Linked DNA regions of Mus musculus: region 2 is linked to region 1. Evidence: chromatin loops called from intact Hi-C (ENCODE). Cell type or tissue: heart. All regions are shown on one strand. Links, peaks and the distances in the headings refer to the core of each region. The heading gives the core; the rest is flanking DNA. Region 1 holds the start of Chm (choroidermia (RAB escort protein 1)). Region 2 overlaps Chm (choroidermia (RAB escort protein 1)).

Region 1 (16,307 bases), core at 3,138-11,137:
TTTATGCAGAAAGAAGTGTTTTGTTAGCTTAGTAGTTTTAATGCAGTGCCAATGGGGTTCTCTGGTGGTGGGGTTAATAGATGTGTGCAAATGGAAGGAAAACTAGGTGGTCTGGAGCATAAACTGTATCACTCTACTAATGCTGTCATCTGAGAAAAGTGTGCAATCATTCTGGTCCATCTGGTTTAGTGTCACTCACAAAAAACATTTTCTTTGTGTCTGCCATACTGATATGACAAGGACATCATTTACTAAAAATTGAGAAATATACTTCCTGAGCATCCTAATAGTCCAGCCTAGAGTTTCCTACAGTTAGCAAGTTATGAAACCCTCATGGCTCATATGTATGTTCATTATAAAACACTCTTAGAGAATCCTATTCTTTAATTGCTGCAAAAATGTATTTGATTATGAAACACCTGCTACTATCTTGCAGTATTATTTTCTTGTAGCCTAGTCATTTAGAAAAATGGCTCGGGGGAAAAGAAAAGTGACCACAGTGGTAAGAAAAGGTTTCACAAGAGTGTACTATATGTCTCTGTCTTTCACATTCAAGAAATTACTTACTATTATATTCTATTATAGGCACTCTTTCAGATGCCTATGTTAATATAAGACTTTCTAAAATATGCTTAACAGATAAGATATGTTTATATGCTTAAATCTAGGCCATCTTGTGTGTAAAGCACTCATATTTGATTTAAACAAAGATTGTCTACATTGTGGTACTAAATGTCAAAATAACTACCAACATGAAAAATTATTTCTTGATAGCAGAGATTTAAAATCCTAAGAGCAGAAAATATTGAAATGATAAATAGTGTTGTATCTATCTTTACAAATACCACTAAATCACATTTGGGAGTCTGTAGGATAAATTCCAAATATGAGGTGGTAAATTGTCATGTACATAAATGTAACATGTTGACAGATATTTTGGAACTACCATCTAATGGTAGTATGCGCATTGTGCCTGCTTGCATATTCTTTTATTCATACTGTGTGTTCTCAAATACTTCCAACCTTTATAATCTGATAGATTAAAATTGTTATATCCTATATCTTCATGAAAACTGTCACTATTAATAACAACAATATTACTGAATATGCACATTAGTAGAAATATAATCTAAGTAGCTTATTTAACTTTTTTGCTTCTTATCTATACCTTGGAAGTAAGTTATATTCTCATTGCTAAATTAAGGACTAAGGAGTTGAAGTTGCAAAAAGTTGTAATAACTTGCTCAAGGACATTCAGTTGATAGTAATGGAACTGGAATGAAGTTTTGGTAATCTTCACATGAATCTTAATGTATAATAATTATCTTATACTGCATTTCTACACAAAATGTTTATTATAGTATACTTTTCATAGAAATATACCATAAAATATTGAATATCAATTATGAAATGAATGTAAAATCAATTATGATACACCCATACATAGAATTGTAGGAAATTATTGTAAAGAAATGAAAATCTCTTTATATAAGAGCAGATATCCAAGTTAAGACAATAGTAAATAAAAGTGTAAAGTATAAATGTCTATAATATGATGTGATTTATAATACACACGTACAATCTCCAGCACAGTGTACAAAAACTACAAACACTAGTGTTTATTTATAGGGAAAAATTTGGGGAAGCAGAAGGGTAGAAAGAATTATTAGCATATCAGTCATCCTTGGTGCTTCTTGGATTTTGTACTACTTATCTATTTGATATTTGCTCAATAACACACAGAAACCCCAAAATGTAAGTAAATTACTGAGTAAAAATGATATTTTCTTTACCTAATATTAATTATTGCAACTCATATGCTGTTCCTCAAGCCTTTAAGAACTTTATTATTCAGCTGTTCAAGCAGCAGTTGGTGTTGTATAACTATGTGCTGGGCACTGCAGCACGTACTGGGAATGAAAGATTAGTACAACGTACACACCATTTCTCTGAAGATCTTACCTTCTAAGCATATAAAACAAGGTATTCAGTAACTATTTAGCTATTTCCAATGATGTTCAACAAGGGGGAACTAAAAAATGATAGAATTTAAACCTAAAACTGTCCTCAACAATGATTTGCCAGAATGCATGAATTTTTTGAATTAACATAAAGGATGAGTAGGCATATGACAGAAGAAAGTGGGAGGAAAAAGGCAGAGGTATACTTCAGTCACACATAAGACTGACCATGAGTGAAAAATCTGAAACAAGAAAGAACACAACCAATTTGGCAAATGAAGAAAGTGTAATATGACTGTAGCCTACAGAGGGAAAGCAAAAACAGTGATTCAAGACTGAAAATTGAGTGTATTTTGAGAGCAATGCAAACTCATGAGTGGTTTAGGATAAACAAAGACATAGTGAAATTTGAATTAAGATGTTTACTAATATTGTGAACAGTGGGCTGTAGAAAAGCAAGTATGAATAATGCATTTAAACAGGACTTACTTCAGTTTTCCAGGCATAATCCATGGTGGTAACCCAGATTAAGAGAAATAAATATATGCATTTATTTTTAATTGAGAATTTTATGCATGTATACAATATGTTACAATCAAACCCACCCCAGTCCTTTACTTTCAATTCCTCTCCATCACCCATTATTTTTTATTTTTAACTCCCTATCCTCCCTTCCCCCCCCTCCCTTCCCCTCCCCCTCTCCTTCTCCCTCTTCCACTGTTTCTCAAACCTACTGAATGGACATTGTTCTACCTTTATATGCATGGATATAGGACCATCTACTGAAGCATGGGAAACCTCTTAGTGACCACATATCTGAAGAAATTGACTCCCTTCTTTTTTTTTACATCCATCACCTGTCAACAGATTCTCAGCTAAGAGTAGCAAGTCATGAGCACCTCAGTGTCCATTTTGGAATTTTGGGTGGCTTGATCTTGTGCATGTAGTCACAGCTATTATGAGTTCATATGTGCAGTGGCCTGTCAAATCAAGTAAATAATACTGGCTGTTGATGTCTACTACTTCTGGCCCTTACAATCTTTCTGCCCTTTCTTCTGCAATGATAGAGCCTGGGGTCAGGGAGGGTTACATATATTTCAAATTTAGAGTTGAACACTTCATACACTCTTTTTTTTTTCTGCACACTGATCAGCTGTAGGTCTCTGTATTAATTGCTATATACTACAAAAAGAAGTTTGTTTGATGAGGGTTGAGAGGTGCACCAATAAAGCATCTAGGGGAAAGTTTAATATTATGTTATTAAGTATGACAACAGAATTGGGTTCTCCCCTAAGACCTTTGCCACATATTAGTTATAGGACACAGAGAAATAAAGCTGGTATTTGCAATGGTAACTTTATCTCTTCTGAGTAGGTTTCCCAGTGCCTAAGAGCTCTATTTCTGCTACCAGAGGAGAAACAGCCATAAAACAAACAAACAAACAAACAAACAAAAAACAAAACAACTTACTCTGTTGTGAACCCCGTGAACTACAATAATGAGTGTCTTGTCAAGATATGGCATCTGGTGCAAAAGTGACATGAATGTTCTGGGAGTAGCCAACCACTTTCTGATTGGATTTAGGCACTGATTCACAAGATGCAACTAATATCTGGTGCAGTAAAGTGTACCCCAAACCCTTGCAGTGTATTTTAAAGGCAAATCTGGTATGAGTTGTTGACATGGTTTAAGGGTAGAAGAAAAAGATGTGCTCAGGGTGATTCTTGAAATTTTGACTTAAGTGTGTAGAAGGTGGAACTATATCTAAGGTAAGAGATTATCAGTAGTGGACATTATGAAAAGAGAGTCAGGAGTTTAATATAGTTCTAGGGATGAGAAGAAAGATCCTAGAGAGGAAAACCCATTAAATTATTAATGTAAAAAGATAGTCTTTTCATAGAAGAATGTACTTTTAAACACAATAAATATATAAGAAAGTATTGCTTTCAATTCAGAAAACATTTATGAACAAAATTAGTGTTATGATTTAATAGGTACTTATTTCTTAGATAAAATTCATTGTACTGTTATTTTTTAAATTTATTTATCATATGTAAGTACACTGTAGCTGTCTTCAGACACTCCAGAAGAGGGAGTCATATCTCGTTAAGGATGGTTGAGAGCCACCATGTGGTTGCTGGGATTTGAACTCAGGACCTTCGGAAAAGCAGTCAGTGCTCTTAACAGATGAGCCATCTCTCCAACCCCCAACTGTCATTTATCAAAATATTTCAGCTCTCAAAAATAGATGTCCTTGGAACAACAGCCAGCAATTTCTAGTTGTTTTGCTTTATGCCATTTCCTGACATTGTCAATTTGCATAAAATGTAAACAATACTTATTTTAAAAGATTTTCACTAAGAATATTTTTGTTTTTATAATACAGTAATTATTTTATACAGCTAAACATGTTGGTAATATTATCTTCATGAAAACCATGCTTTGATCTTCAAGGGGAAAAACAACTTCAAATATGAGGCAAGAGAGAATAGAAATTCAGCAGAACTACACATAAACCTTCGGAAGACATGACCTTTGTCTATTATTTGTTTATATCAGAGCATTTTAGATTATAACCCATCCACTTACTAGAAGATTAATTAATTTTTAAAGAACAATTTTATTAGTGACTTCTGTTTCCACACTGTGATTGTTAGAACATTTTCTGAATCATAGTAAGTTATTCATATTTAAAAGAATAAAATGTGCTCATACTATGTGCATGCATGAATGTATACCCATATATCACCTAAGAGAAACGTAATGGTGTTTGCTTATATTCTGTTGTTTGTTTGTATTCTATCTTTCTGTGGTTTCTCACTGTCAGAGATTTTGAAAAGGTTGCTGTATTTTCTCTGGGTTGTTTTAATTTACATATCTATTGGTATATTGGGCACTTCACAGATAACATCTATTTTAGTTCTGATAATATTTAAAACTTTCTTGTCATGGCAAGGCAAATAATGTAGAGACTTAGCAAATAATATATTGTACCTTTTAAGCAATCTGTTTTGCAAGAGATACATACTCCTTATTGAATCATACCACAAGAGAATGCTGTAGTATAACAAGTTAATCCATAAATAAAATTAAGAAAACTACAATGTTGATATTGTACCAAAATGTACAAAAGTACAATATATATCTATAAAAATCTATTTTAAAACAGTTCTCATGGAACTTTTAAAATTAAGAAATTTATCAAATATCTTAAAAATGGCATGTAGAGGAATTTTAATCCAGCAACATGGCTACTCTGGCAAGGGATCACATTCAAAGATTTAGGTCAGTGTGATCCGGCTGGAATGCAGACATGCCACACATGTTTAATCCCTCTGGCTGGAATACAGACATACACTTAGTACACATTTTTAAGGTAAAATTAGTTTGTAGAATAAAACAGCTAAGATTGAAAGTGATGTCTATCTAATGTCATGAAGAATCAGAGAAAGATTTGACAGAATGAATCAGAAGTAGGAGATGCCCAACTCTCATGAGAACAGTACAGTAAAGAGAAGCTATTTATGAGCAGCACAGGGAGTTCAGATGAGTTCAGTTATGTCAGTTGAGTTCATTCATGAGTTAGTGCAATTCACTGCAAGTCAGCAGAAGCAGTTGAAGCCAGAACATAAGGAGCCAGAAAGCTTAGAACAAATTGCCAGTGTTAGCTTGAGGCCAAACAGAGCAATTCAGTGAGGAGAAGTTGAGAGAAACCGTATTGAAACAGTCAGCTTGGAGAGCAATTTGAGCGAGAACAGCTGAGTTGAACCAGCCAGCCAGATTCAGAAAGAACTAGAAAGGGTAATCTTATTGAGCAGTAAGCTTCAGAGATGACAATTATACCAGGCAAATAAAAACGACTTTTAAAGTAGCAGGTAGATATCAAGGTAAATTGATATAGTTTGTCTTTATCTCACTATCTGTTAAAGAAGTCATTATTAATTTTAGTTCAGGAAATATTTGTTGAATTCTTACTGTGAAAACAAGTCTCGATTAAGTGCACTGGGTAATAATGATGTCTGACAGGCTAGAGTTTACACTTTATAAAACTACATATCTGTGCATTTTTGTGTGTATGTGTGGGATATGAGTACTATATAGGAGCCAACATACATAACCTTTAGTGCAATGTAACAGGATATGATAAAGTAGAAGTAGTACAATATTAGGAAGAAGTAAAAGATAAAATAGAAGTTGAGTTAAACCTTTCTTATAGTATCCCAAAGCCTTTGCTAGCTGTAAATCTGTAATTTCAGGACTTAGAAAGCTGAGCATTCTAGGCTGCCCTAACCTACATTTATGATACCTTGTCCTAAAAAAAAAAAAAAAAAAAAGAAACTCTTAAAATTTTGTTTACTTTGCCCCCAAAGTTTTTTGCTTTTCTTTTTATGTTTATTATTCTAAAAAGCTTGTTTATCTAATGTGCAGTGTGTTTGTGTAGTATGTACATATGGTGCCTTGGGAGGCCAGGAGAGGATGGTAGATCCCTTGGAATTGGAGGTTGTAAGCTTGCCATATGGGTGTAGTCTGTGATCTTAATTATTGGGCTACATTTCTATACTCTCCTTTATTTTATTATTTTTAACTGATACATAGAGTTGTGCATAATTCTGTGGAATCATGTGTTCTTTTGAAACATATACATTAGCTAATGCTTTAATAATGTTTAATGTATCCCTTCCTTGTTATTAAGCATATTACCTAGAAGTTGAGGAGATCATTCCTTGCTGAGGGAAAAGCTAGAGTGTGGAGGTCACAGAGATTGAGAAGAAAACAGTGTATGGAGAACGATAAGTAGATGACATCCCAGATAGTAGATGGTTTAAAGGATTGTCACAGTACCACATCTTGCATTCAAATTTATTTTGAAACTCTTGGAAATAACTATAGGAATAATTCCTCAGATTAAAAAAAGTACTTTACTTACTCCAGTGTACCCCTCTGCCTATTTTTTTGCTTTACTATTTTCAGACAAACATACTTTTTAAATAAGGTAGAATGGGAGCTGACAGACCTTGAAAATGCTCATAAGAGTTATATTAACTGCTTGGCATAGACAGTCTTAAGCTCCCTTATCAAATATACCCATTTCTATATTAAGTCTATTTTATTTTAATCATTTCTCTGCAACGTCGTAGGAGAAACTTGTTTGGGTTTTTCTTAATTTGGCAGAAAGTCAGATTCTGAAACAAAAGATTTATTAACCGTCTACTATTCTTTAATACTCTTTACACTCCCAGTCCCCCACTCTCACCTCCATCTCTAAAGCAAAGTTAATGTTGCAACTTACATTGCTAGGAGGCTCTTTGGAATTCCATGAGGAATTTCATTCTGTGGAAACTAGGCAACGATTTTTTTCTTTTCTTTTTTTTTTCTTTCTTTTTTTCTTTTTTTTTTCTTTTCTTTTCTTTTTTGGTTTGGTTCTTTCACTGAGAAGGCACAAATACAATAATTGGACAGTACTGGTATAAAATGAAAAGAGAGGTCTCAGGCTCTAAAAATACAAACACACTCTAGGGTAACAGTTTTCCTGGCCTGAATGACTCCTTTGTTCAAAGTGAGCCCTTTTGAATTGATTACTGACTGAGCGTCTCTGACCAATTTTTGCTTGGTAATTGTCAAAGGGGTATACAGACTTGCCTCATTCATCCTTGCTTGAGGAGTCGAATACTTACATTTCTTTTCCATATCAAACCTCTAGGATAAATAAGGTGTTTCACTGAAGTCTGTGAAATAAATAGAACTTTTAACATTCGCAATAACATTTTAAAAACTACTCTGTTGTCGCCTACCTGCACCCGCGTCTCTAGAACTACAACACCCAGAATGCACTGTTTTTCCTTCCGCTTTCTACCTAGGGAGTGCCTTAGAAATTCACATCTACAAACTACAGTCACATGACACGTTTCCTGTCAAGATGGCGGATAATCTCCCTTCGGACTTTGATGTGATCGTAATAGGGACGGGTATGTGTGGCCCTGATTTTTCCTGGACAAAATATAGGAGATCATTCTCGCTTTTTATTTTCTCTGTCAGTGGTGAGGGTTGGCGAGAAACGGCGGGGGTCGAGCCTGGGAGGGAGGACAGAAAGGAAGTGAGGTAGTGTGGAGTCAGCGCAGGACTTGGCAGCTCCAGGGAGGGGCTTGGACCCGCGGTGTTTTGCGCCTTTTGAGTAGGGGTCGATCTGGTCGATGCCGATTGCTGAGGTTGGTTGGTGCGGTGATTCCTGTTAATTTCCTTAGAGGAGGGTGGGTTTGCAGTGTCATGAGAATGGAGGGTCGGGATTTGATCAATGGAGACGCCATCGGCACAAATAATTACCACCTTCCCTCCTTGTTGATTTCAAGGTTATATTCCCTATCGTTTCGTGTCGCCATTTCTTAGGACACCCCCGCCCCCATATACTTACATGATTCTAGGGTACTTTGCAGCTCAAATGAAGCTTAATTTACAGTTTTATAAGAATGATGCTCAGTCGTTATCCGTGTGTATTTTTATTAAAGGAAAGGAAACGTATTCTTTTCTGTCGTCTTGGGTAGCTTAATTTTTTTTCTTGAGGTAGCCCCTATTCCTGCATTACGAAGTTTAAAGCATCCTAGTTTATGATGCAGACAGGAAGCATCTTGTTTCCTGTCACCCATCCATACACCACAACTAGATGTTCTGAGAGTAAGCTCCAGTTTTTCACATTCCGTGTCTGACCTCAGCTTCTCCTTGCTTTTCCATCATTAGCTCTCCATGTTTTGGGTGGAGCCAGAAATCCTTTTCAGCTTCTAGTTGACTAGTTATCCTAATAACACTTGGCAACAATTAGCAATTCTTTCTTAACTATAAGGGATGTAGTTTGCATAGGATAAAAGAGAGAGTTTGGGGAGGGCGGGGAGTCTACTGTCTTAGAATGTGGTAGGCCACAGAAGCTTTGGTGAATGGGGTCCTGTCCATTGTGTTAATGAACTCTGTTTGCTTTCTTACCAAACAGTAAGAACAGCCACATTTTCAGGTTTAGAGTAAAAATAATAGCAACCCATTTTGGAATGCTTTCCATTCCCTACTCAATGGACTAAGCACATAATATAATACGGACAAAAACCTTGCTAAAATTGGTAATCTTTTCAGTACAGAGAAGAGAAGCAGCCTGGAAGTCTCAACTTGCTAAAATCACACAGCTAGTAAATGTCCAAAGGCCAGTACAATCCAAGAAATGGATTTCGGGTTTTTTTTTTTTTTTTTGACTAAAAATTGAACTATTATCACAAATACCAGACATCATGCAATGGGAGAGTCAGATACACACAGCCTTTCAATGTCCGCAATCTTGAATATAAGGAAGGTAAATCTGATAGCCTTTAAGGTGTTCTTGAGAACACAAATTCTCCTATTCTAGATGTCCCTCTAATAGTTCTCAAAACAGTGGGGATGGGGGGTGTACTCCCAGCCTGAAGATAGCTGCATTGCAGCAGCCAACCTGGTTGGACCTGCATTGAGGAGATGTTGAAGGAGACCTTGAAAGACTCAGTAGAACCCTCACTCTCCCCAGTCTGCTTGCCTAAAACTGAAAATGCCATCCATTTTAGAATAAGTCTTTTCAAAATTATACTTGAAGTCTATATTTATTTGGGTGATGTGTGTTATTTTTATTAAATATTTTAATTCTTTTAGATCCATTAAAAGTGGAAACATTTGTTGAAAGTCATTTTTAAAATAAGAATCATTCTTATGATTTCAATCATTGCTTTTAATTGACTTCATTTTTAAAGCATTGTGATTTCTTTCTCAAATACATCATCGAGGATGGACTTTAAATGTATTGGCTTTATTAAATTAGTACTTAGGTAACTTATAGGAAAAGCAGTATTTTATAACTTCAGTTCTGTTATCAAAAGCAGAATGAAAGGATGTCATTATAAGAAAGAGTAAAGGCATAGGCTGTGAGTTGTATCTCCCTGTTAGCAATTTTTAGTTAAAATGTCATCAAAAGACATTCATCAAGTAGAATCATCCAAGAACATTTTAAGTTTGTCAACCTTATTACATATTTACTTTTTGCATGACATTGTTTAAAGCTTTCCTTTAAGGTCATATTTTCAAGATACTATGGGAAAATTAGATCACAATACCTAAAGGAAGAGAATTAAGATACAGTACTTGAATTGTGTGGGGAAGATTAAAAGAAAATAGATTAGAGGAAAACCAATTGGAATCTCAATGGGGAGGGAAAAGGACATAAAATTCGGAGAATGTGATCTTTGGCTTCGGTACATAATTGTCATTTCAGAATAGCTTGGCATTTAAAGTGTAATTTTCGTGACAATTTTGTGGGGTGTGGAAAAGTTATCATTGGGTACAGATCCTGAAGGTGATTTTCTGGTAACTTGTATTACCTCCAGCAAAGCCAAGAAGTTACAAGTGCACAAGGAATCTACGTTATAAGGGTGGGTTATATGATAATATTGATATATGTCATCTACAGGGGCATTCTTCAGCTCTTGGAATATATTATTATTTTAGAAAGAATTCTAGCATGCTTAGAATATACTATAACCACCTCATTTGGAGGCATATATGGTTATCAAGAATATGTTTGGGTGGTGCTGTTAGATGTACAACTGACTGACAGTTTCTGTCTATATAAGAAAGTGACTACATGAAGTGGCGTAACAGTTTGACATTTATTAGTGTAAACACACACAAATACACATGATCAATATTTGTGATACTTGACTGCTATCAAGTACCTACTCTTGTTGTAGTTGTAATATTTAACATATTGTCTTTTCTTAGGAACTTTTTGGACTTTCTCAGAGTTAAAATTCTAAATTTTTTCTTAAATCCATGGAAAATTTCATGTCATTGGTTATTTATGCTTTCAGCACACCATGTAGGAATTTGGTCTGCATGTTATTCTTTCTTAACTATGATGCTTTATCTTTGGACAGAAATTCCACCTCTAAGATACTATGTAAGCTAGCTTATTTAATTTCTTAGATATTTCCTTAAAGAAGATAGATCTGTTCTCTTTTTCCACTCCCTCCCTTCAGTCTTGTACCAGTGGTCCTTGAACCTGGGCCTTTGCATATGCTATGGATGTCCTGTACTGAGTTACATCCCCAGCCTTATTGAAGAACTGTGTAGCTAATGCTTCTCTAAAGGAGTTAGAATTGTATGTAGGTAAAACTATATATATATATATATATATATATGTATATATATATATATATATATGTGTGTGTGTGTGTGTATGTGTGTGTGTGTGTATAAATTATATATATAATTTATATATAGCTGCCTTTTTAGGAATGTTCATGTAAATAGTACAATACCATTCTTTTTTTTCCTTGTATAGTTTCTTTATTTACATTTCAAATGTTTTCCCCTTTCCAGGTCTCCCCTTTGGAAATCTCCTATCCCATCCCCCTCCCCCTGCCTCTGTGAGGGTGTTCACCCACCTCCCCCCACTCCTGTCTTCCTACCCTGGCTTTGCCCTACAATGGGACATTGAACACCCTCAGGCCCAATGGCCTCTCCTCCCGCTGATGTCCAACAAGGCCATCCTCTGCCACATATGCGGCCAGAGCTATGGGTCCCTCCATGTGTACTCTTTGGTTGGTAGTCCATTTTCCTGGAGCTTGGGGTGGGAGGATCTGGCCAGTTGACAGTACAGTACCATTCTTGATGTTTCAAATTGCAACATTGATGTAGTTAATTTTGTCTGGCCTCTCATTCAAGGATTTTTAATACTTCTGATAGCAACAGGGTACCATTTCTAAACCTTGAGGGATAATAATTTTGCAGGAAATGGTGTTAAAAACTGATATTTGCTAAATTGCATGGAAGCTAGGCTCAATACAAGTGACTTCCCATACTTACAATTTAGGATGTTTGTGTGTGGTTCTGTTATCACAATGGGCACATATTCCTTCCCTATATCTCCATTCTTATACCTACTGAATGGCTTTTGTTTTTAAATTGCAAGTTGGTACTTCTCTGTAATTCATGAATGTATGCTAGCCCTTAAATGGAGTATATCATAATACATATAATAAACGATGAAATGCATATAATAAATATATTATCTTTATACACACAAAAAATAATGCCTAGAAAACAGTAAGCAACTTAATTAATAGTATATAAAATTGAAAGTAGTATTTTTTTTTTTCGAGACAGGGTATCTCTGTAGCCCTGGCTGTACTGTCACTTTGTAGACCAGGCTGGCCTTGAACTCAGAGATCCACCTGCCTCCGCCTCGAGAGTGCTGGGATCAAAGGTGTGCGCCACCACACCCAGCTTTGAAAGTAGCATTTCAAAAGTCCTTTAGATTCATCAGTGTTAGACTGTAGTGGTTTGAATATGTTTGGCCCAGGGAGTGGTACTATTTGGAGGTGTGGCCTTTTTGGAGTAGGTGTAGCCTTGTTGGAGGAAGTGCAGCTTTAAGAGCCTTGTCCTAGCTGCCTGGAAGCAAGTATTCTAGCAGCCTTCAGATGAAGATGTAGAACTCTCAGCTCCTCCTGTACCATGCCTGCCTGGATGCCACCATGTTCCTGCCTTGATACTGGACTGAACCTCTGAACCTATAAGCCAGCCCCTATTAAGTGCTGTCCTTATAAGAGTTGCCTTGGGCATGGTGTCTGTTCATAGGAGTAAAACCTTAACCAAGACACTTTCCATATATTTTGTATACTTTTACATGCACGTATCTCATTTGAGCAGTATAATAAGGTGATTGGTAGAATTTGAATCCCACATATGCTTCCTGTGCCATGTTAGGTACATCCTCAGCCCTTCTTATGTTTCACCTTATTTCTAAATACGATGACCTGTGTTAAATATTGAAGAAATAATTCCTATAAAGTGCTTACATAATGTGGGTGATTTTTTTTTATGGCCTGAAAAGCCATACTAAGGCGCTTTTTATTATCATTAGTATTGCCTGAATGGCACCAAGGAAGAGCTCATGTCTTTCATGGAATGTCCTGGAAGGATGGTAATGTAAGGTCCATTATCTCCCTCTTCTCATTGGCTACTTGCTTGGAAAGACCTTTGCTTATTGCCACTTTTTTTTTTTTTAATTAGTTTTTTTATCTGGTTGGTAGTTTACAGATATTCCTTTTTTTATTTCTGAGCTTGTTCCACCAGTTTCAATTATGTATAATCTGTTTTGAATAGATTTATTATTCATTTTAATTGGGAACCTAGTGTGATGTGCTTTTCTTTGCGTAGAGATGTTGTAGGAGCTAAAGAAAGCCTACAGAGCTTGCTGTTTTAGTTTGTACTTCTTTGAGCTTTTTTTTTTTAAATCATTTTTTCTTCTTTCGAGACCTAACAAAGTAAGGAGGATTTATTTAATTCCGAGGATTCTCTGAGCTGCTCTGTAAATCATAAATTTGAGCCGGTCCCTCAGAGAGAGAGCCGCATCTGTTACTAGCGTTCCCTGGACAGCATCATTTTCATCTCCCGTGCTGCTTGTCATTTTCTCATTTTCTCCAGTGTTCTCATGATGTTTTGGATAACTCAGGCTACAGCAATTAAAATCAAATGTGGTTGCTCAACCTCACATTCTCATGTTTAACATAAAATCCCAATGCACAGAAACAATTATAATTCCATATAATTGACCTGTAACTCATGTGAAATCATCTGCCATTCAGTTTCAGTGCAAACTGAGAAGTTAGGCTGTGCCTGTTATGTGTATAAAGCCTTAAAGTTGATGTCTATGCCCAGTGTATAATCCATAATATAGAAAGATTTGGAATTTGGAGGACGTGTTGCTAGTAAAATAGGGATACTTTTCTAAAGATTTACTTTTTGTTTTCCTAATAGTTTAATATACAACGAGACAATAATTTACCATAGTGATTTATTGGAACATGATAATAAGAGTTGACATGTTTTCATATTGAGGCAGATAGGGAAAACAAGTAAACAAAACAAACAGCAATCTCTTAAAAAAAAACCTAAACAGATTACAAATAGTGGAGGAGACAGAGGCAACTTAATTTATCTCATCTCAAATTAGATTTCACAAAGCATGTAGGCTGGTTTGATTTTCTAGGATCTATTTTCCCCTCACTAGTGTTTTCTAGTACTATGCTTGTCCACACCAATTTGGTATAATATTTGGTTTCTTAGTACTACCATGTCTGGAGTAAATATTATCTCACCTCATATAAGTGTAAAACCTTAGATTTAGCCAACTTTGATCTAGGTTGGATAGGTTAGACAAGTCATTGTCAACTAAAGTTGAAATACTGAATTGAGCTTGTTGATTTTTTTTCAAGTGAAAAGAAACACCATATACTCTGAAGATTAGATTAGCGCGTTCTAGGTTTGTGGTTGGCTTTTTTTTCTAACTGATGCCAACAATGGCTTCATGTCTGGTCCTTAATTATTGACAACATTATGACATTGGATTCAGCTTGTAAACCTTTACATTGAGGCAAACAGGATGACCTAGTTACGTTTCATTCCCTCCCCCCCACCCCCCCCACCCCAAAAAAAAAAACCCAAACCCCAAGCCGGAGAATTAGAGTCACTAAAGCAATGAGAGCAGAAAATTTAGTCATGTTTTAGGATACATGTTGTTTCAGTTGAATTCATTCATTCCACGATTTGCAATCACATGTGGTTCTGAGAATGATTCATCTTTCAGTATTGGTGTTCATGGCTTATTTTTCATTATTGTCAACGTATTTTGCAGTTGCAGTCATTACAGCAAATGCTAAAACTTGGTGTTCTTGGAAGAGAAGAGCTATGATGCATACAGAAAGACACACAGGCTCTTTGGGTTTCTTTTACTAATAAAAAAGGAACAACTTTATTTTACAGTTTGGTATAATGAAAGGATGGAACAGGGTTACTGGTAGTCAGGCCATAAGGGCTCAGAACTAGTGAACAGACTTCTCCAAAATGGTTCACCTAAAGGCATTTTCCTTGGTTTATCAGATGGCAATGCAGTTTTCTGCAAAGACATGTGATCACCCATGGGGAGGATTAACTGAGTCACAGGTTTGTCCTTGATGAAAGCCTTACAGGCTATCTGTATAACAACAAACTTGATAAATATTATATTTTGGCCACATACTTAACACACAAATAATATTTCTTGTTTGAATTTGTATTTTATGATAAATAAGTCTGAATATTTATGTAATTTGGCCACTACATTTCTTTTGTGAATTGCCTTAACCTATTCATTAGATCATTACCTGTCTTATTATAAATATGTAGTGATTAATTAACTTTTAATTTTTTTTTCACGTGTTCAAGTACCATTGTTATTTTGAGTAGCACATACTTGTATAATGTGCATACTTGTTATAATATCCGCCATCACTTTAGACTTTTATTATTTGTTTATTATCCACATTCTTGAAATCACTTCTTATTATTGCTTAATATAAAATATGGTTTATTCATTTTGGTATGTCATAGGTCACCAGAACTGACTCTTCTTGATGACCAACCTCCCTCCATTCCTCTTTCACCTTTCTCCAGTTTCTGTTATATCACTGTTCTCTTAACTCCTGTGAGTTCATGTTGTGGATTCCATAAAGGTCACATGGACTTCTTTCACTTCACATACTATGTTGTTCCAGGGGGCAAGATTTCATTCTTTTATAGAAAACTTATTTTATGTATGAGTATTTTGCTTGCATATGTGTATGTGTACCAGGCGCAAACTCAAGGAGCTTGGGGAGGGGATTAGAACTGGCATTATGTGTGGACGGCTGTGAATCACCACGTGCGTGCTGGAAATTGAACACTGTTCCTTTGGAAGAGCAACAAGTGCTTTTAACCCCTGAGCTATATCTCCAAGCCCTGTTTTCATTCTTCTGTTTTTAATGGCAGAATATGCTTCCATTGTGCCTGTGTATTACATTCGCTTTATTCATTCATCACATGACAGACATTTTAGTTTCTGTACCTTGGCTGTTGTGAATTAAATTGCAGTTAAGAATGTACTTGCTCCTTGGTTGGTGTCCCTGCGGGGGGGCTGCTTATTTTCTGAGGGGAGGTGGGGAAGAGGTTGATCTGGGGGACAGGGGAGGTGGGGAGGACTGGGATGTGGTGAGGAGGGGAAACTGTGGTCAGGACACAATATATGAAAGAAGAATTAAAAAACAAGCAAAGACAAAAAAGAATGTACTTGTCTCTTTAACATGAAGATGGGTTCCTTTTGGTATATACCCAGTAGTGGGAAGGCTAGAAATAACAGTAGTTCTGTTGTTAGTATTCTGAGAAATCGTTATACCTCTTTTTTTAAAAAAAGATTTTATTTATTTATTTGATATATATGATGAGTACACTCTAGCTGTCTTCAGACACACCAGAAGAGGGCATCAGATC
Region 2 (16,307 bases), core at 5,048-13,047, 120 kb after region 1:
TTTTAAGTACTCACCAGTTGAGGTCAAACAAAAGACAAATATGTATACCCAAGTCCTATCAATACACAGGACGTTATATTCCCATTTATTTTCCTGCCTGCATTATCCCCCCTTCAATTTCTGTAACTTCTTAAAGTAAGAAATGCTTGCCAATGAGAAATACACAGGACAAATATAATCAATGTACCATGACAATTCAGCAGATACCTCTTCTCCATTTTTTTCAAGTCCTTTGATTTTTAAAAGGTTTATGAATGCTTAAGAAACTGATCTTTCCACTTTTCAAAAGTTATCTTGGCCAATATTTAATGTAAGTCCTTTGTGCTAATTTAGTATTTTGTAGATAAGATGAGCTCTAGTTAGCCGGGCAGTGGTGGTGCACGCCTTTGATCCCATCACTTGGGAGGCAGAGGCAGGCGGATTCCTGAGTTCGAGGACAGCCTGGTCTACAGAGTGAGTTCCAGGACAGCCAGGGCTATACAGAGAAACCCTGTCTCAAAAAAAAAAAAAAAAAAAAAAAAAAAAAAAAAAAACCAAAAAAAAAATGAGCTCTAGTTTAAGGAAATGCAGGAGATTTGAAGTGTAGGTAAATGGAGAAATCATGTAATTATTAATACCACAGATTTATGTTAAAATTGCTTAAATGTTTAGATGTATGTATATAACATCACTAAACATAATTGTCTAACCTGCCAGCAGTGGTATGCCATTTCCTCAATAGTATCAATGAAATACAAATTCAGTTCCTTGATTTTAATTTTAATTCTGCCTGTTAATAAATCCCTTATTTTGCTTATTTAGAGCAATTGAAGATACTTCAATTTATAGCAGAATATTTTATTTAGTTTTAACTTTATTCACTTTACAACCCAATATCACCCCCTCCTCTCCTCCCAGTACCCCTCACACAAATTCTTGCCCCATTCTACCAAAAGGGAAGACTTTTGGGAAGGGAAAGCTCCCCTCTGGATCTCACCTCCACCAAACAACTCCCCACGCACATCAAGTTTCTACAGGATCATCCTCTCCCACTGAGGCCAGACAAGGTGGTCCATTTAGGGATGTGAGATGCATAGGCAGGCAGGCAGGCAACAGTCTCAGGGACAGCCCCTGCTCCACTTGTTGGGGGATCCACATGAAGACCTAGCTTATAGCAGAATATTTTATATATGATATGAATGTGAAATCATTTGCTTACATTTTTATGAGGACCAGCATATAAGTTTATTTTTAATAAAATAATTCTGGTACCAAAAGAAGCTGTGACAAAAGCAAATTGATATTTCCATAATAAAAAGATATAGCAAACATAACAGTCATCTGCATATAGTTCCTGAAATATTGCATAGAGGCTTTGTCAGTGCTGGTAAGTCCGTTTCAAGGATGTCGCCCTTAGTCCATTAGTTTGGATAATGAGCCCTATAAAGTACATTTATAACTTGTGGCACTGCAAGGAGATGGATTCTAATTTTCATCCTTTTATCTAGACACATTGAAAGAAGGTCAATGGAGGGTTCTATATGATTCATTGTCCCAACACATATCAGATGACAGAGACCTGAGAATGTCCATGCATAAGTGTTTTCCTTATTTGGAAAGAGCACTTGAAAGAAATCTTTCCATGATTATCCTTTGAAGTAAAGTGGAAACAGATATTAAAAGAAGCTCTATCCCCTTTTTTCTGTTTAAAACATTATCAAACGCATGACCAGATAGCTATTCTTGAACAAAAGAGAAAGCAACACTTAACAGAAAAATAAAAGCCTTTAGTGGCTTTTACAGGCTGTGAATGATACAACACGGTATTTAATCAGCTTTCTTTTCCTCTTAGAACTGTTAAAGGTGGTAAAAAAGAAAGCCGATTTTCTAAACAAAGAAACAGCTTCTATGTTTCCAAATGTGAGGAAAGCTTGGAATTATGTAATGATGCTTTACTGGACTTACACTTACAGACTAATGGCAATACATTTATTTACAGTTTAAAAAGTGTCAGAATAACAGCCGGAATATGTCTAGTTCAGTGTCAGAAAATGTAGAGGAGTTGGCAATTTTTTTAAGCTTTACAAGGTTTCAAATTCAGAACCAGCAGTTCATTATTTAATTTTCTCAATTATTTCATTAATATGATCTTTTCTCTATGCTTATCTTCTTTATAGATGTAAAGCAATTGTAGATCAGTTTGGTCAAAGGATAATCTCTAAACATTTCGTTATTGAAGACAGTTACCTTTCTGAGAATACATGTTCCGGTGTACAGTACAGGTAAGGTGTCCTACACCCCATTACACAAGGGAAGAGAAAACTTCCGTCCATCCTCATGGTTCTGTTTTTCTTTTTTATTAGATATTTTCTTTATTTATATTTCAAATGTTATCCCCTTTCTCGCTCCCCCCAAAAGCTCCTATTCTATCCCCCTCCCCCTGCTTCTATGAGGGTGTTCCCCCACCCACCCACTCCTGCCTCCCTGCCCTTAAATTGCCCTACACTGGGGCATCCATCCTTCACAGGACCAAGGGCCTCTCCTCCCATTGATGCCTGACAAGGCTATCCTCTGCTGCATTTGCAGCTGGAGCCATGTGTCCCTTCATGGTTGGTGGTTTCGTCCCTGGGAGGTCTGTGGGTTCTGGTTGGTTGATATTGATGTTCTTCCTATGGGGTTGCTCCTTCTCTAACTCCTCCATTGGGAACCCTGTGCTCATCACAATGTTTGGCTGAGAGCATCCACCTCTATATTTGTTAGGCACTGGTAGAGCCTCTCAGGAGACAGCTATATCAGGCTTCTGTCAGCAAGCACTTGTTGGCATCCACAAAAGTGTTTTGACTGTATATGGGATGTATCCCTAGGTGGGACAGGCTCTGGATGTCCTTTCCTTCAGTCTCTGCTCTACACTTTGTCTCCGTATTTCCTCCTGTGAGTATTTTGTTCGGCTTTCTTAAGAACCAAAGCACCCAAACTTTGGTCCTCCTCCTTCATGAGCTTCATGTGGACTATGAATTGTATCTTAGCTATTCCAAGTTTCTGGGCTAATATTGACTTGTCAGTGTGTGCATACCATGTGTGTTCTTTTGTGATTGGGTTACCTCACTCAGGATGATATTTTCTAGTTCCATCCATTTGCCTAAGAATTTCATAAATTCACTGTTTTTAATAGCTGAGTAGTACTCCATTGTGTAAATGTACCACATTTTCTGTATCCATTCCTCTGTTGAGGGACATCTGGGTTCTTTCCAGCTTCTGACTATTATAAGTAAGGCTGCTATGAACATAGTAGAGCATGTGTCCTTGTTATATATTGGAGATTATTCTGGGTATATGCTGAGGAGTGGTATAACTGGGTCCTAAGCTATACCACTATGTCCAATTTTCTAAGGAACCACCAGACTAATTTTCAGAGTGGTTGTACCAGCTTGCAATCCTACCCACAATGGAGGAGTGTTCCTCTTTCTCCACATCCTCACCAGCATCTGCTGTCACCTGAGTTTTTGATCTTAACCATTCTGATTAGTGTGAGGTGGAATCTCAGGGTTGTTTTGATTTGCATTCCCCTGATGACTAAGGATGTTGAACATTTCTTTAGGTGCTTCTAAACCATTCAGTATTCCTTAGTTGAGAATTCTTTGTTTAGCTCTGTACCCCATTTTTAAAATACGGATATTTGGTTCTCTGGAGTCTAACTTCTTGAGTTCTTTGTACATATTGGATATTAGCCCTCTATCAGATGTAGGATTGGTAAAGATCTTTTCCCAATCTGTTGGTTGCAGTTTTTTTCCTATTGACAGTATCCTTTGCCTTACATAAGCTTTGCAATTTTATGAGGTCCCATTTGTCAGTTGTTGATCTTAGAGCACAAGCCATTGGTGTTTTGTTCAGGAAATTTTCCCCTGTGCCCATGTGTTCAACTTCCCCGTTTTCTCCTCTATAAGTTTCAACTGTATTACGGAGAAATATTGGTTAAAAACTATATGGTACTGGTACAGAGACAGGCAAGAAGATCAGTGGAATAGAATTGAAGACCTAGAAATGAACCCACACACCTATAGCCACTTGATATTTGACAAAGGACCTAAAATCATCCAGTGAAAAAAAGACAGAATCTTCAACAAATGGTGCTGGTTCAACTGGAGGTCAGCATGTAGAAAAATGCAGATCAAACCATTCTTATCTCCTTGTACAAAGCTCAAGTCCAAGTGGATCAAGGACCTCCACATAAAACCAGAGAACTCTGTTTTTCAAGTACTATGCAGAGGTTTGCGAAAGCAAAGGTATACTCGTATTTCTTACCATCCTTCCCTACTTGGTTCTGTTTTGAGGGGAGCCCAGCAGAATTTCTTCTCCTTTGCCTCAGCTGGAGTTTGTCTGTAGGTCATGCGTCCTTCTTTCTTGAGCCAAGAAAAGATTAAAGCCGAACTTGACTGGGTTTTGACACTTTTATCCTTACTTAAATCTTTGAAACATGCCTTCTGCTGGTTACATAACAATAAATGAAACTTATCCGTGGAATCTCAATCATGGCTTTCCTCTTTTGTGCATTACAGGCAAATTTCCAGGGCAGTCCTGATTACAGATGGATCAGTACTAAAACCCGATTCTGATCAACAGGTGACTCAGTCCTGTTTGCTTTTCTTCTTAGTATAAAAGCTGTATATCTTAAGAAATGCATGTACATGTGAATTTATTCCTGCACTAATTAACATGTCTGTCTTTACATAGCATTTTTATGGCAAGAACAGTGAAAGCCCACTCTTAGCAGATTTTACATTCATATTATAGCATTTGTAACCACAGCCCCTATGCTGTGTGTTAAATCTGTAAGAGTGAGCTTTCATTTAATTACTTGGCAAACAAGTGCCTTTTGCTCAGCAGCCCGAGTCCTGGCCTCCGAAAAGACACTGATACCTATGAGAGCATGTCTGCCTTCAAATACCACACAGCCTAGGGGTACAGATACAGACAAATAGGAAGTGCAGTTCAGTGTGACAAGGATTCGTGTGCTATAGTTTAAGGAAATAATATAGCAATTGATGTTTCACTTCGCACATTGGTCTGCCACTGTTGGTTGCTAGGTCTGGGTCTTCCATTAAACCATAGGGTTTGTGAATATATCCCAGGGTGACAGGGAGACAGAACTACAAAGGGAGCAAGTAGAGGCAAGTTTTGGAAAAAGCTAGGCTGTGAAATATAGCCTCTGAAGAGTGATGTGGAAGCGACGAGGGCTATCTCTAGAAAGTTGCTTTGTATTTTATCTGTTTAAACAGTCAGCAAAGGAGTTGACCTACTCAGGTAAGAAAGAGTAATTTATGTGTTGAAGTCCAACCAAAATCAGAGATGAACCAGGCAAAGGACTGCCCTTAGAAATGTGACTTATATTGAAATAAGAGGATGAAAATGAGACTAAGTTTGGGAATTGACGAATTCTGATCTTTAAATTACAAGTGAAGTCCTCTCTCAAGTATGATGCTTACAAGCAAGTTCAAACTTCAAAGAAAAACATGCCGTTAATCACTTCATGGAGTGCACTGTTCTATGTATGTTTTCTTAAGCAGCACCAATGGTCCAGTCAAGTCTGAAGATTGTAGACTTACAGGATCATGAATCTGCTCCAGCCCTCTCATCTCTTTTAATCTTTTATTACCATTCTGTCTGTTCATAGACATATAAACCATTATCCCCCTATATCTTCTGAATATTATCATCTATCTTCTACTTTCTTCCTTTCCTTTGCCATAGATGCAATGGTGGGTATCCTAACACCTGCAGTTCCCATGTTGCTAGAGCCTTCCTCTGCAGCAACAGAGAAACTCCTCTTTCCCATGTCTGGTTATTAATTGTATCTGTATCAGTGAGGGCCAATTAAGAAAACTATGGCCGGGCGTGGTGGCGCATGCCTTTAGTCCTAGCACTCGGGAGGCAGAGGCAGGTGGATCTGAGTTCGAGGCCAGCCTGGTCTACAAAGTGAGTTCCAGGACAGCCAGGGCTATACAGAGAAACCCTGTCTAGAAAAACTAAAAAAAATAAAAAAGAAAGAAAGAAAGAAAACTATGTAACCAAACAGATTGGCCCTCCCACATAGTTGCAGTTTCAGCTGAACTGAGCTGGGTCCTGTTCGCCTTACAAATTCTCCCATTGGTTTTTGATCACTTGCTCATTCACCTCCATGGCTAGTACCCGTCTTCACTTTCTAACCTGCTCTGTTCATCTTCTTGTTTCTCTGGGTAAAATTAAATACCCACCATGCACAAAGGAATTTGGATGTCTGCCCTACATTCCATGATATGTGTGTAACATGACTGAGAAATCTGTCTCTCCCTTGTCTTTTAGTAACCTCCTTCACAGGTACCTTTGATACATACATGAGCAATTGAGTGAGCATACATATATAAAACTCACTCTTTCATATACACATACAGACACATCCACTGAGTTTTTAAATTACAAACAAAGAAAACAACCTGTTCTCTTGACTCTGTCTCCATCTGTATTGAGTGCTCATTCTCTCCCCCTTTAAATAGTATTTTCTGTACAAGACTCTTGCTGCTTCCAGCTCCTAAATTCAGTCATTTCTAAACCACGATGCGGCTTCTGCCCATACACTTCCACTAAAATTTTTCTTACTGAATATATTAAAAACTATGATAGTTAGTGTCAGGAAGAACTTTTTTCCTTTCAAATAAATCTTTTTTTATATATTTTTTATTGGATATTTTCTTTATTTACATTTCAAATGCTTTCCCCTTTCCAGGTCTCCCCTTTGGAAACTCCCTATCCCATTCCCCCTCCCCCTGCCTCTATGAGGGTGTTCACCCCACCCACCCACCCACCCACTTCCAACTTTCAGCCCAGCATTCCCCTACACTGGGGCATTGAGCACCTTCAGGCCCAAGGGCCTCTCCTCTCATTGATGTTCAACAAGGCCATCCACTGCCACATAGGCTACCAGAGCCATGGGTCCCTCCATGTGTATTCTTTGGTTGGTGGTCCAGTCTCCCAGAGCTCCAGGGGGTCTAGCCTGTTGACACTGTTGATCCCTGCTGCGAGCATCCACCTCTGGATTTGTCAGGCTCTGACACTTTTTAATTTTTCTGCCAGAACTTTCCTGATGATTTTGACAATATTTTTTTGCTATCTTTGGCTTCCATGCCCTGTGCCTTCCTCATAACACTGACAGTTTCTTCTCTGCATATCTGAAGCTCTTTTTTATCCTATCATTTAATATCAAAATTCTCCCTTCATCCATCTACATTATACTTCTCTCTGCACACACAACAAATAATTTTGTGTGTCCCCATAGTCTCAACTTCACATGAATGCTGGAGGCCACCTCCTGGAGGCCTGAGTGGTACCAGAACCATATGTCAAAGGTTTTTTGGGTTTCTGTCAAGAGATTTCTTCACTTAAAGGTGAAGCCACTGTCTTCTGTTGTCCCACTGCTTGTCATCTTGTGCTCACTGTTGCGGAGAATAGACCTGATACTGTTCGAGCCTCACAAACTTCCTTCTCTCTGACATCTCCTCTACCTTTTTGTCTTAGTCAGGGTTTCTATTCCTGCACAAACATCATGACCAAGAAGCAAGTTGGGGAGGAAAGGGTTTATTCAGCTTACACTTCCATACTGCTGTTCATCACCAAGGAAATCAGGACTGGAACTCAAGCAGGTCAGAAAGCAGGAGCTGATGCAGAGGCCATGGAGGGATGTTCTTTACTGGCTTGCTTCCCCTGGCTTGCTCAGCCTGCTCTCTTATAGAACCCAAGACTAGCAGCCCAGAGATGGTCCCACCCACAAGGGGCCTTTCCCCCTTAATCACTAATTGAGAAAATACCCCACAGCTGGATCTCTTGGAGGCATTACCTCAACTGAAGCTCCTTTCTCTGTGATAACTCCAGCTGTGTCAAGTTGACACAAAACTAGCCAGTACAGTACCCATGTACTTCATAAATATTGTCTCAGTTCTTTCCTTTTCTCATGGTTTATTTACTGTTCCCATGTATACCATCTTCCTTGTAACTGGTCACCCTGCTTCACATCAGTCTTTTTCAGACCAGTCTTCCCTCCATGTATCTGAGACAGTTAACAGTCCTTTATTACCCCCAGCCCCTTCCTCCCTTCCTCTCTTTTTCTTGCACTCTTCCCACTTCTCTTTATATCTTCACTTTGAATCGAAGGTAGAACTAAGAAGCGTAGAGAACAGAGAAAAACAAGAAGACAGTCCAGGCACACTTCATGGTGATAGTAGAGGGCTGACTAGTTCTCCCTTAACATCTCCTCTGTGAAACACCAGGCAGCCAACATCTCAGCTTTCAGGTGAGGGAGGTGCTCCAGTGGAACAATACTGATTGTATCTCAGTAATAAATCATGATAATTGCAGGAGCCAAAAGAAATTCTTCTCTGTTGGTTGAGTAATTAAAGGAACATTTTCAGTTATGGCCATATTTTTAGTCCTAGTCATTTCATTATTTCACAGTGTTCAATGTCTTGGTGGTTTCTCTCTTTGATGCTAAAGTACATTTTCTATCCTTAATAGCAGCAGAGGGAGTAAAAAGGAACATGGAGACCTGTTTTTGAGATATCATAAGCCCCAAAATAGATAGCAAATAGGACAGTATTGCTATCAAAACAATTTCTATTTTAAAAATGTGTTGTAGTTGCTTCCTTTTTGGGGTATGAATATGGCCATCCTAATCAAATTGTCACCACGGTACATGTAGGGAAAAGGGAAGATGGTGCTTTCTCTTTTGCTAGCATTTCTTTAAGAGGATATAATTTTCTCAGATTGAAGACTTGATAGAGGAGAAACACTGAAACCTTAACTCTACAGAGAAACATTGGTCTGGTAGCCATGTAAAGCCTTTATAATCTGAGCCATGTAACATAAATAGTAGATAAGGTCACTTATGGATATAATCTGATTTCAAGGAGCAGAGTGCTCTTATTTTGACAGTAATGTTACAGTTGCATTCCTTTCTGAATAGTATATGATATGTGATGGATGAAATCAGTCTTAAAATTTTGAATTATTTGTGGTTGAGGAGGATCATATAAACAATAAATAATGAAGAAATTGGATATTGAGACATGTGTGTTGCATCTTTTATATTTTACTCCAAATAAAATCATTATAAGCCAAATTTGTTTTCAAATATCAAAGGATATTTGGGAACTTGGAAGTTAGCTGTATCAAGAGAGCAAAATGGAAGAGACCTAACAGTTATTTCTGTTATGTATTCCTGGTTTTCAGGTCTCCATTTTGACAGTGCCAGCAGAAGAGTCAGGAAGTTTTGCTGTTCGAGTCATTGAGTTATGCTCTTCAACAATGACATGCATGAAAGGCACATGTAAGAACAGTATTCTCATATTCATTCGTTCTCATTCTCTCTCTCTCTCTCTCTCCCCTACGTGCTTCTTTGAAAACTTAGTTATTAAAATTTCTAATGATTATATAATACAGAAAATCTATATTAGACACAATACAGGTTTTGATACATATATACGTTGTATGATGTATTACTTAATGTTGGAAGGTTCTATGCAGAAAATCTTGTCATCTGCAAACAGTGATGAACTCCAGCTTTTACCAGTATGGATATCTTTTATTAAAATCGTGTCCTGTCCAGTTGTTCTAGCTAGGACTTCTACCAGTGTGGTGAATAGAAGCAATGAATGCGGATGTGCATCTTTTTAAAGATATACTTCTCCCTTCTTTCTATCATACTGGGAACTGAACATGCAGCCTCTTGTACGCTGGGTGATGTAGTGCAGAGCCACAACTTCAGCCTTCATATTCATTGTTGACTTTAACACAATTTCTTTGCTTATTTGCAGAAAATGACCATCAAGAGTGATAACCGTATGGACTTAAAGAACTTGACATTAACCTTAATAGTGATTTTTACAGTGCTTAATATTTGCCCAGTACCCTAGGGAGAAGTGGGTTTCCCTTCTGTGTCTCACTTTCTCTAGGTAGGTGCGAGTTCAAGTTTCCAGACCGTAGCAAAATTGCGCCACAGCTTGGAAGCAAGTGTTCAGTACACAGAACTGTGGCACATACTTCATGTCCAAACTATAACATGTGATTCAGTTTACCATGTGGAGCATTTATTTTTAAATCTCTGTGATGTATAAATGTTTTACATGATTGTGACATGTGACTTTTTTTTTCTTTATCATAGTTCAACAAATATAGATCAGAGAGAACTGTGACATTTGTCTTTCTGAGCCTGGGTTACCTCAATTCAGTGTGACCTTTTCTGGTTCTATCCATTTCCCTGCAGAGTTTATGATTTCCTTTTTCTTTTCAACTGAATAGTATTTCATAGTTCATATGAAACACATTTTTATTGTCAGTTAAAGAACATTTAGGTATTGTTTTCATCTCATGAAGTAGACCTCAAATCCAATCAAAAGGCGGTTGCTCGCTCCCATAACATTTGGGCCACAATAACATCAGTATATATTGCAGTCTAGTCTCTATTCTAGGTCACAGGGGGCCACAGGGTGTATAGATGGATGATACTAATATTAGTTCTCTCCTCCAGTACTCTACAGACGACCTACTTCTTAGCACCATGAACGTTCATCAGTTGGGGTGCAGCTTCTAGTTGGGCACCAAATCTCAGTGTTCAATGGCACAGGTGTTGTCTTCAGAAATAGGACTTTACCATCAGGTTGTGGAGAACAACCAGTAACCATGGCAGTAAGCTTTGATGTTTGGTGGGAGCATCTGTGGAACCTCTTTGGCCAATGATTCAGTAAGCTGTAACTTATTCCTGTCACTTGGAGCTTTTACTTGGTAGCGTAAAATGTCTAGCTGGGATGCTGTCTCCTCCATTATCTTAGCAAGCCTCTACATTAATAAATTTCCTTGTGCTTTTTCAAAAGGCCTTTAGTATTAGCTGCTGTCCCTTCCCATATTCCCTCCTTTACCGTGATCTCCCATCCCCTTCTCTTTCCCCTTCTAGAGAAGTTTCCCATTTAATGTTCCACAGCACTGTTTTTTCCTCTTTGGTAGATTTCCTCTTCTCCCCTTCTCCCTTAGGAGTTACGTAACTACTCTGATTATTTTGTCTTGTGCCTTTATGCCTTTGTGTATATGATTCCTTTCAACTAGAATGACCTTGATAATTATTTAAATCCTTCATCCTTCAGATTGTAACTCAGATCGTACTGTGTTTCTTTTAGTGGCTCATTCCTGCAGTGACACATTTGTACCATTGTTTAGATAGAGCCCTGCATTTCTCTATAGATTAGCAATTTCATATTATTTACTGTTTATTCCACATTAGTGATTATAATAATAAATGATATATACTAAGTACCAGATATATGCTTGTATCATGATTGACTATATTTTTTTTTACAATTTATATCAATTCTAAGATAGATACAGCCCCATGTACATTCTATAGTTTTAGCTAGACAAACGGAGCATCAAAAACAAAATAGTCTTAAGGGTGACAGACAGAATAAGCAGGATTTGAACTTAGAATTTGCACAACATTTTAAATCTACACTTTAATCACTGTGCTATACTGCTTCTCAAAGAAATTCTAACATGACTATAGATGGGATGTTTTTCTTCAAAATGGAAAGAACAGAATTATGGCTTACTATCTATATATTCCTTAAGCATGTAATACTCATGCTTAGCCCCATTAAAAATGAAAATAAACATAGTTACACTTTTATAAAAATGTAACAGCATGTGATAAAGGGTTTGTTACTCAGCTTTATTAAATTGTTCTAATGCAGTAAGCAGGTATCATTCTTGTTTTAAAAATGACAATCTCTACAGTTTGTAAGGAGTGTACCCATTAGGTTTAGCAAATGAAAAATGAAAAATTGTAAAGAACCGTGTCTTCATAAGTAATGAAGCTGAAAAATATTGAAACTGGAAAATGTATTTAAGTAAGCTGTTTTGGTCTCATATACCTGACCTTCTGGGGGTGGGTTTCTCTCTTGACTCCATAGGAAATGTAAAGAGAACACTAGTATTATAAAAAGAACTTTGGTTCAAGCTTCTACAGAATTAACTCCATTTAGTTCCTTCGGATTGGTTCCATTTTTTAGCTTACTGTGTCTTGTTTCTTCACTCGAAGATTCTGCTATTTAATTTTGTTTGTGGATGTGTATGTGTGGTAATAGGAATGGGTATTTAAAACAATTGAGCTACATCCTAGCAATATCCCCTACTCAGCCTGGGAATTAGCCTAAATGATATTTAGAGAGATGGAGCTGCACAAGCCTCCAGAAGCCCCGAGTCACGCAGGCACTTTTGTTTTGTAATATATGACAGGATTTTTGTTTTGTTTTATGTTTTTGGTGTTTTGTTTTGTTTTGTTTTTTTCGAGACAGGGTTTCTCTGTATAGCCCTGGCTGTATTTTTTAAGAAGACTGGTGGCCAGGGTCATTTGGCTTCTGAATCCCTTGCTGCCTTACTTGTTTCTACCTTATACAATTTTCTCTGTGGTTTTTACTATAGCTTGATGACTTTATATCAATTTAATACTGAGAATGTAGACAACCTGGCTGTTTTTCTCTTGCTCCTAGCCTGAAAGACGTAAGCTTGAGCTCATTACTTATGCTTTGCCTTGTACCAGAGAAAAAGAGAAGTTTTTGATCACTTTAAATCTTTTCATTCATTATGCAGTATGTATTATATTTAAAGGTAATAGAGTTAATAGCTTGACATACTATATAACAAGACAAGAAAGATACTGAGATAGAAACTGATATATTTATCATTTACTTACTATTACTTAACTGATATTTGGCTTCTGATTTTTCTTCTTTTCTTATGCTTTTAGCCTGTTCACAGACATTTAGGAGCAATTTATAGCTCAGATATTAAAAGGTCTTTAATGGCTTATTTCCTGTTGCTCCCTTACTTAAGAGTCATTGATGCATTGATGTTCTATATAGTTTCAAATTGTATATAGTTTCAAGTTGTTCTGTTCTTCATCAGTCTTCTAAAATAGAATTAGTCTGAGTATATCACAGAAAGCTTCCATGTGTCTGATTCTCATTCTCTCTCTCTTTCTCTCTCTCTCTCTCTCTCTCTCTCTCTCTCTCTCTCTCTCTCTCTCACATCTATTTCAAGTCAGGGGAAAACACAGGCAAATATACTGTGCTTTTATTTTACATATGCAAACCTGCTTCTGCCTCATTTATTTTTCTCATTTGAAGCTTCCCAATGATAAGCATATTACTTCATTCTGAATGTCCACCATCACTGTCTTCCAAACTACTGCCCAGTGTCTTCTGAAGGTTTTCTCTTTCTTCCTAAACCTCTGAATAAAGCACATCATGGACACAATAGAACGTGTTCTCAAAATTAACATAATTATTTCTTCAGTCTAATTCAGAAACATTTTCATTCTTTCTCTTGTCAAGAAAATGCTAAATAGAACTATGTTATGTGTTAAGAGCTCACATTTTGGATTCTCTTTTCTGGATTTCCCATATTCTAATTATGGTAAACTGTGAATGATATTCCAGTTTGCTTGTAATATATAGCTATCAAAAACTAAAATAGTACCCCAAAATAATTCTATACATGCAAACTTGATGTATTTTCAGGCATTTAACTATAAAGGAATTTTGAAATGACTTGTTTTTCCTGTGCACGATTAGTAGAAAAGCACATTTCTAGATGATAATAATCTATACCCACACACTTACACACACACACACACACATACACACACACACAGCCAGATAAATGGAACAAAGCACCTGTACTTGCCCTGAAACCAGACTGTAATGACGGAATCCTGAGTGAAACTCATCATTCTTCTTATTGGAAGAATCACTTGACAAATGTTGGCAAGCACTGTAACTAATGTAGTTATACCAGAGGAAATCAGATGTAATCCATATATATTCCAGTGAGGCTGGACTGTATCCGTTCCTCAGAGGAAACAAAATGAGATTTATAGAAAGTAAATTCTGTGAACTTTGGTGACTTAAGTTATGGTTGTTAAAGAAATGCATTTTAAATATTCCAGAGTTTACCCAAGAGCCAATCAAGTTGTATGTAAGATGCACTTAATACAAAATGATGACTTTTATTGTAAAGATGGGCAAAGATTTAAGTGTTGAAAGATTTTGAGATAAAATCTGTTTGTTCTTCTAACATATGCGTTATACAAACTTACTGCTTTCAGAAAAAAAGCCGTTAACTCTTTATTAAAGATCTTTTTATACTTTAATGGTAGTCTTTACCTTTCAAATTTTTGAAAATAATTATATAAGAACAAAATATGATATTATGATCTATATACATTGTAAAATCTATAGTTGAAATGATTAACATATCCATCACTGCATATACATATATACATATATATATATATACACACACACACATACATACATACACATACACACACTTTGAAAAATCTATTGTTCATGCAGTACAGTCAGTAAATTTTGTAATGTAGTGCCCCAAATGTAAACTAATCATTAAGCCTGTTGCTCCTGTCCAACCAAAACTCTTCACACTTGGATGATTGTGTCTTTCTCCTCTTCTACCCTTGGTTATGACTTTTATTTTGTGTTCCCATAATGCTGACTTTTAAAAGTTGTGTGTGTGTGTGTGTGTGTATGTTTGTATGTGTAGTTGAGAAGAGAATATATATATATATATATATATAACTAACCATTAATCTTTATTTGTTTTACATGTATTGAAATACCATTGTACCTCACAAATATATAAAATTATCATGTATTAATCACATACACAAAGCCATGCTGAAGGAGATGGAAATGCCAGTTATCTTGGTTTGGTCATTATGCATTGCATGCATGTTTTATTGAATTACTGTACTATTATTCCACATATATATGTAAAATTAAAGTAACTTTTATAAAACAAGACTAAAGCTGACTTAGCTCCTAAGGAAACGAGAGATTCCTTCATTCAAAATAAAAATGTTTTTGATATCTTATTGAATTCGTTTTCAGTACTTTAGAAGGGGGTCTCATAGGAAAAGGTTAACCACTGGTTACAAATGTCTTCAGTCACGTGTCCTTTATTCAGCACACTCTACTATGCAGTGGTGTGTGTCCTCGGCTAGTTTCTTTTAGAACTAAAACTTTGTTTTAACTATCGTTAATTACCTTTTAAGCACATATCTCCCACTTGCTTGCTATGCTATATTAAAATTTACAGGTATCACAATCATTGTTTATTACAGTCCATTGTAAGTCATCAGTGCCCTTGAAGGCTACTGAGGTGGTTAGGCCCGTGCTTCTCTACTGTGCTGTTGTCATTCCTGCGTCTCCCTTCTTCTTGTCAGGCTGTCTCACTGCACCTGTCAGCAAGCTCTTTCTGTCCACATAATGTACTGAATAAAAAAGAAAAGAAAACAAAAATGTAACATTTAGTAGTTAAAATTTTCTCAGCACAAACCAGAAATAACTGTTCACAAAACTTGTTTGGAACACTGGTATCTCTCCCAAAATATCTTATCTGCTATTCATAATATGCAGAGGGTCAGAAAACATGATAAATAAACTTGCCTATAATACCTCTACTATTAGCATAAGAAAGTCTTTAGCAAGAAATTGGGCAGTAAATTTTGTAATGTCTTAGGTGCTTATACTTCCTGGTTTTCGACTATGTGAAAAAAATCCCTTGGATAAGTGGCACAGTATTGTACTTGCATTGATAACAAGAGACCAGTGCTTAAAGCTGTCTATTTCATAGCCTTGATTAGGGAGTTAATATATTGTTTGTAAAGGAGTAATATTACATTTCTAAAAATACTTACATTAACTCAAATTCATGTTCTCTTCGCTAATTTCATTTTCTGCTACTGGGATAGTTTAGAATTTGACATTGTATTTTGTAAAACCAAACAAGTTGTATTATATACTAAATGAAGGGTGTTTTTTCCCTAAGATCACTTATGAATGAGCAAACATCATTTCTGTAACCTTTCTGTTTGACATTCAAGTTCATGTTTTTATAGTTGTTATTCATATGCTATGCAGTTTGAAATTTTTTCCATACATAATAATCAGGCAGCAACAGCTGTTTTATTCTGGGAATTTATGTTACAGGAAGTTATTTATCTGTTATATGATTATAGATTTGTGAATATCACATATAATAATGAATAATCTAAAGTTTTATGTAGGGTCTTGTTTGTATACATCTTTCTGCTTTTACAACCCTAATGAGAAAATGTTACATACCTTTTATAAAATGAGTTTAGATAATTTAAAAGTTTTCAGTGTCTTCTTTCATTTTTCAGTTGCTGCTTGAAAATGTGATATTTCAAATTGCTTTTATTAGTATCGTTACAA

What was found. Peaks named below come from ENCODE experiments on the same cell type or tissue, not always from the same donor. Only the 100,000 strongest peaks of a DNase experiment are listed, where the experiment ranks them.
Region 2: a loop joins it to region 1, with 2.0 times the contacts of the local background. A loop is called at or near these places in 2 of 42 quality-filtered maps.

What each region holds. Positions count from the first base shown.
Region 1 is chrX:113,177,061-113,193,367 of GRCm38, reverse strand. Chm (choroidermia (RAB escort protein 1)) reads left to right here and starts at 7,853. Exons shown (of 15, transcript NM_018818.2): 1 at 7,853-7,927. The coding sequence starts at 7,879. In heart, for the core only: no CTCF peak of the experiment used is centred there; DNase peaks (open chromatin) are centred at 7,857 and 8,057; H3K4me3 peaks cover 1,598 bases; H3K27ac peaks cover 1,143 bases.
Region 2 is chrX:113,057,871-113,074,177 of GRCm38, reverse strand. Chm (choroidermia (RAB escort protein 1)) reads left to right here. Exons shown (of 15, transcript NM_018818.2): 10 at 2,157-2,261; 11 at 4,536-4,599; 12 at 9,235-9,331. Among named protein-coding and RNA genes, the nearest start is that of Mir361, 8.9 kb to the left of the region's middle. In heart, for the core only: no CTCF peak of the experiment used is centred there; no DNase peak of the experiment used is centred there.